Regions from separate parts of the Homo sapiens genome. Here region 2 is linked to region 1. A link is a loop called in an ENCODE intact Hi-C map of the cell type or tissue named here. Cell type or tissue: dorsolateral prefrontal cortex. All regions are shown on one strand. Each heading gives the region's core, and the rest is flanking DNA. Links, peaks and the distances in the headings are about the cores only.

Region 1 (2,922 bases), core at 293-2,792:
CCAGATGAAGTTTGAAAACATACTGGGTTTTTGTAGTTAACTTTGTTTTCCTTTATTCATAGAAAGCGATGAGATTTTCAATCACGCTATGTGGGGTCTTTCACATTGTCCCAGTAGTCTGAATAAAAAACTGTGGATTGTATGCAATGTTATTTCAAGATCATAAGATGTTTTGAAAACAGATGGCAGTATACATGAAAGATCACAGGAGATAGCAGTTCACAGCAGTAATTAAAAGGATCCTGTACAATAGAAAGGCTTTTAAATTAAGCAGTAAACTTTACATAATTAGGCATTCTTTTTTATTGTTCATATTTGGCACACGTTTTAGACAGAAATTTTTTTTTCTGCCAACAGTATCTTTTTGTATATTTTATGCAGAAAAGGCATTTGAACATTGTGCTCAGTCAGAAATCAGAATGGGAGAGTAAAATGGGGGACAGAGAAATCACTGAAACACAGAATAATTTAGGAATTTTCCTAAGGCCCTATAATGAACCCATTCCATCATCTGAAAAAAATGGCAATAGTATCGTTCATAAGGATAGGATTGCTTTGAAGAGGAAATGTCATAATGTGAAAATTCTTTGAAACATTAAACATGGACATCATTAACATACACTTTCATCAATTTGCAGTTTTGAAAAATGTGCTTTATTTCTAAAACAAAACATAAATGAAAATGTAAAAAAGATCTGGTACAAATTTCATGAATTTACCTGATAAATGGTACAAGTAGAAACATACATATCAAAAAACGGCCAGACCTTTAAAATCACCTAGCTCAAGATTTTTCAGTGTTTTGATGTAATGTTTACCGAGTAACTACTGTGGGCCATCCACTGAATTAATTAGGTACTGGTGGTTGCTAAGACAAGGACAGTTATCTGAGGTACTTCTCTCCTAGATTCAAGTCTGTGTTTATGTGTTTTAATAGAGTGTGGAATATGAACCAAAATCAGCTTTTATGAATTAACAGAATCAAGTGTTTAATATGGTAAAAGACAGGGTTATTGTGATGGAATATAGAACATTTACAAATCCTTCTGCAGAAATAAACTTTGTTCCAATAAGGAGTTGAAATTATCCATGCGGTGCCCTAGTACCATACATGAGGCAGTGCTTTTTACCTCTTTAAAGTGTAATCCTGTATTAATCTTCAGATTCTTCTTTGATACTTGCCTGCTCTTGATTTTTGGCAAGTTGGAATCTTGCTAAATTGTGATCTTCCAACTTCTTCACTATTTGAATTCCACCTCTTTATCAGCTCCTTGACTTTATTGAATAGAAAGTCTCTCAGGTACAGGAAATGGGATTTGTGTAGTGTCAAACATGAGACTGAAATACAATATGGCCTTTGTGAAGGTCAAGCTGCTCTCCATTGCCACCTATTCTGAAAATTAAATGAAAGTTTTACCTTTCCAACTACTTAACCAAAGCCAGATTTGGTGACTAAGTAGGTCACAAGTGACATTCTTTTCTTGTCTCTTCATTTGTGCTACAATTTTGCACCCATTTTTAATGGACCTACATGGATGGCATTGTTTTTTTGGAGGACTTTTCCTCCTCAACACATGCTGTTGGGGCCTGTCCAGTAGCAGCATGTCTTATGCCTGGGCCAATTCGGACTCTTCCAGGAAATGTGATAGTCAGACAATAGGGAACTGACTGCATTTGCTGAAGTCACAGGCTGGGAGCCTAGAGTTGCCAATGATTGTTTTCACTGAGTGCACAAAATATTCATATGAGACAGAGACAAACAGAGCTTAGAATCGGGGGATACAGAGCCTTGATGGATTCAGAAGGGTGACTGGTACAGCCCACCAGGATGATGGATATTTTTCTTTGTTTTATTTTTTCTTAAGCTACCATAAGAGCTTGCTAAAGGAAAATTTCTGACAAAGGAGAGAATTAATATACTTGAATTCCTAGTATTAGGCCTTTTATATAAGACAATTTATCTGAATTATATTGATAAGCAAATGATTAAATAAGACATGGCATCTACAGTGAATTATGATCTAAGCGCAAAATTGTGCTCCTATATCATCAGTTAGGTACCACTGAGAAGGGTCTACATAACCTGCCCAGGGACTGGGGGGCAGTTTAGCAGGTATTTCTAGGTGATGGCCATGCTTGACCCTGTCATGAAACTAGGAGTTATTTAAGTATAGAGGTGTAGGACTCATTTTGTGTAAAATAAGAATGGAAAACCTAAGTCAAACAGTAAGGCACTTTCTGGCTGATTAAAAAATCACAATCTAATAGTTTTAGCTTCAGAAATATCTTAAGTGATTGCCTCCTGAAAGAAGAAAGGTGCTGTCCCATTACTGAAGGTGTTCAAACAGATGGCTTTATGACCTTTGGCTGGAGAATTAGCAGAGGAAATTCAGACATTAGGTAGAAAATGAAAACTTCAAATTCTGTTTGAGAACCCATGATTTATTTAAAATGCAGATGATAAATAAAATGCATATTTATTCCTGTGTAAACAGAAGGTATAATCCCCTGAGCACATGGGTCCTTTGTAGAAGCCATGCCACTTTCAAGATATATCTTTCTAGGAAGAGAGAAGCATGTTTATTGCAAAATGTAGGAGCAATTCATCTATCAGATAACAGGATCCAGCACAGCTCACACATGGGTCACTTGTCAAGCAAGCAACTCAGAACACCCAGAAATTCAGATAAATCAGACCAAATCATGCCACTGAATCTGACAGTATTATAAGCACTATAATCCTAGCTGTTAATGATATTGTGCCATTTATATCCAAAACAGAGGTAAAATTACTGTGGACATTCTAAAGCTGCTAAAAGTGAAAAAAGCAAAAGGGTAGTCATCGTGAAAAACTTTAACAACTAAAAGCAAGCAGGGAATAGGCTTTAATTAAGTAATAAATTAAGTAGTACTAATAGGCAG
Region 2 (2,922 bases), core at 251-2,750, 130 kb after region 1:
TGAAGAAAGAACACCAGAGCTTGAAGACCAACTCTCCAAAATAACTCAGTTAGACAATAAAAAGTAAAGAAAAAACAAAAAGCCGAATAAACAGGGCCTTTGAGAAATATGGGATTATGTAAAGAGATCAGATCTATCACTCACTGGCATCCCTGAAAGACAGGGAGAAAAAGCAAGCAACTTAGAAAACATATTGCAGGATATCATCCATGAAAAATTTCCCAACCTCACTAGAGAGGTAAACATTCAAAATCAGGAAATGCAGAGAACTCCTGCAAAATACTACACAAGGAGACCATCCCCCAAACACATAGTTATCAGATTCTCCAAGGTTGAAATGAAAGAAAAAAATGTAAAAGACAACTAAAGAGAGGGGGCAGGACACCTACAAAGGGAACCCCAGCAGGCTAACAGGGGGATTTTCAGCAGAAACCCTACAAGCAGAAGAGATTGGAGGTCTATATTCAGCATTCTTAAAGAAAAGAATTTATAATCAAGAATCTCATATCCAGCCAAACTAAGCTTCATAAGCGAGGGAAAAATTAGATCCTTTCAAACAAGCAAATGCTAAGAGATTTTGTTACCACCAGAACTGCCTTAAAATAGATCCTGATGGGAGTGCTAAACATGGAAAGAAAAGACAGACCAGTCTACGGCCATACCACCCTGAACGCGCCGATCTCTTCTGATCTCAGAAGCTAAGCAGGGTCGGGCCTGGTTAGTACTTGGATGGGAGAAAAGACAGACCATTATCACTACAAAAACACACTGAACTACACAGAACAGTGACACTATAAAGGTATCACACAAACAAGTCTGCATCATAACCACCTAACAACATGATGACAGAACCAAACTGCATATATCAATACTAACCTTGAAAGTAAACAGGTGAAATGCCCCAAGTAAAAGGCATAGAGTGACAAGTTGGATAAAGAAGTTGGGCCCAATGGTGTGCTGTCTTCAAGAGACCCATCTTACATGCAATAACACCATAGGCTCAAAGTAAAGATAATGGATAAAAATCTACCAAGAAAATGGAAAACAGAAAAAAAGCAGGTGTTGCTATTTAAGTTCAGACAAAATAGACTGTAAACCAACAAAATAAAAAAAGACAAAGAAGGGCATTACATAATGGAAAGGGTTGAATTCAACAAGAAGACCTAACTATCCTAAATAATACATGCAGCCAAAACAGAAGCACTCAGATTCATAAAGCAAGTTCCTAGAGACCTATGAAGAGACTTAGATAACCACACAATAATAATGGGAGATTTCAACAACCCACAGGCAGTATTAGACAGATCATCAAGGCAGAAAACTAACAAAGATAATTGTGACCCAAACTCAATACATGGCTAAGTGGAAGTAATAGCAATCTATAGAAAATTTCACCCCAAAACAACAGAATATACATTATTCTCATCTGCACTTGGCACATACTCTAAAACTAACCACATACTTGGCCATAAAACAAACCTCAGCAAATTTGAAAAATACAAAATCATACCAACCACACTCTTGGACCACAGTGCAATGAAAATATAAATCAATACTAAGAAAATCACTCAATACCACACAATTACATGGAAATCAAACAACCTGCTTCTGAATGACTTTTGAGTAAATAATGAAATTGAGGCAGAGATCAAGAAACTCTTTGAAAGTAATGAGAACAAAGATACAACACACCAGAATCTATGAGACACAGCTAAAGCAGTGTTAAGAGGGAATTTTATAGCACTATATGTCCAAATCAAAAAGCTGAAAAGATCTGAAGTTAACAACCTACAATCACAATTAGAAGAACTTGACAAGCAAAAGCAAATCAATTCCAAAGTTATCAGAAGACAAGAAATAACCAAAATCAAAGCCGAACTGAAGGAAAATGAGGTGTGAAAAACATACAAAAATCAATGAATCCAGAAATTGTTATTTTGAAAAAAAGAAATATGATCGACTACTAGCTAGATAAATAAGGGAAAAAGAGAGATAATCCAAATAAACACAATCAGAAATGGTAAAGGGGAAAGTATCACTTTACAGAAATACAAAAAACTCTTAGAAATAGCTATGGACACCTCTATGCACACAAGGTAGAAAGTCTTGCAGAAATGGTTAAATTCCTGGATACACACAACCTCCCAAGACTGAATCAGGAAGAAATTGAATCCTTGAACAGATCAATAATAAGCTCCAAAATGGAATCAGTAATAAGAAACCTACCAACAAGAAAAAGCCCAGGAGTAGACGAATTCAGAGCTGAATTTTACCTGGTGTATAAAGAAGAGCTGGTACCATCTCTACTTAAACTATTCCAAAAAACTAAGGAGGGAAAACTCCTTTCTAACGCATTATGATGCCAGCATCATCCTGATACCAAAACCTGGCAGAGACACACATGCAAAAAGAAAACTTCAGGCTAATATCCTTGATGAACATAGATGCAAAAATCCTCAACAAAATGCTAGCAAATGAAAACCAGCAGCACATCAAAAAGCTAATCCACTATGATCAAGTAGGCTTTATCCCTGGGATGCAAGATTGGTTCAACATGTAGAAATCAATAAATGAAAATTATTATTCACCACATAAACAGAATGAAAAACAAAAATCATATGATTATCTCAATAGATGCAGAAAAGGCTTTTGATGAAACCCAATATCTCTTCATGTTAACAATCCTCAACAAACTAGGCATTGTAGGAACATACCTCAAAATAATAAAAGCCACTGTGACAAACCCACAGCCAACATCATACTGAATGGGCAAAAGCTGGAAGCATTTCTCATGAAAACTTGAACAAGACAATGATGCTCTCTGTCATCCCTCCTATTCAACATAGTACTGAAAGTCCTGGCCAGAGCAAGCAGGGAAAAGAAAGAAATAAAAGGCATTCAAATAAGAAGAAAGAAAGTCAA

What was found. Hi-C counts contacts between places; a loop is a spot of excess contacts. Peaks named below come from ENCODE experiments on the same cell type or tissue, not always from the same donor. Only the 100,000 strongest peaks of a DNase experiment are listed, where the experiment ranks them.
Region 2: a loop joins it to region 1, with 5 times the contacts of the local background. A loop is called at or near these places in 2 of 110 quality-filtered maps.

What each region holds. Positions count from the first base shown.
Region 1 is chr16:59,600,001-59,602,922 of GRCh38, forward strand. No RefSeq gene overlaps it. Among named protein-coding and RNA genes, the nearest start is that of LINC02141, 250 kb to the right of the region's middle. In dorsolateral prefrontal cortex, for the core only: no CTCF peak of the experiment used is centred there; a DNase peak (open chromatin) is centred at 1,651; H3K27ac peaks cover 329 bases.
Region 2 is chr16:59,730,707-59,733,628 of GRCh38, forward strand. No RefSeq gene overlaps it. Among named protein-coding and RNA genes, the nearest start is that of LINC02141, 120 kb to the right of the region's middle. In dorsolateral prefrontal cortex, for the core only: no CTCF peak of the experiment used is centred there; no DNase peak of the experiment used is centred there.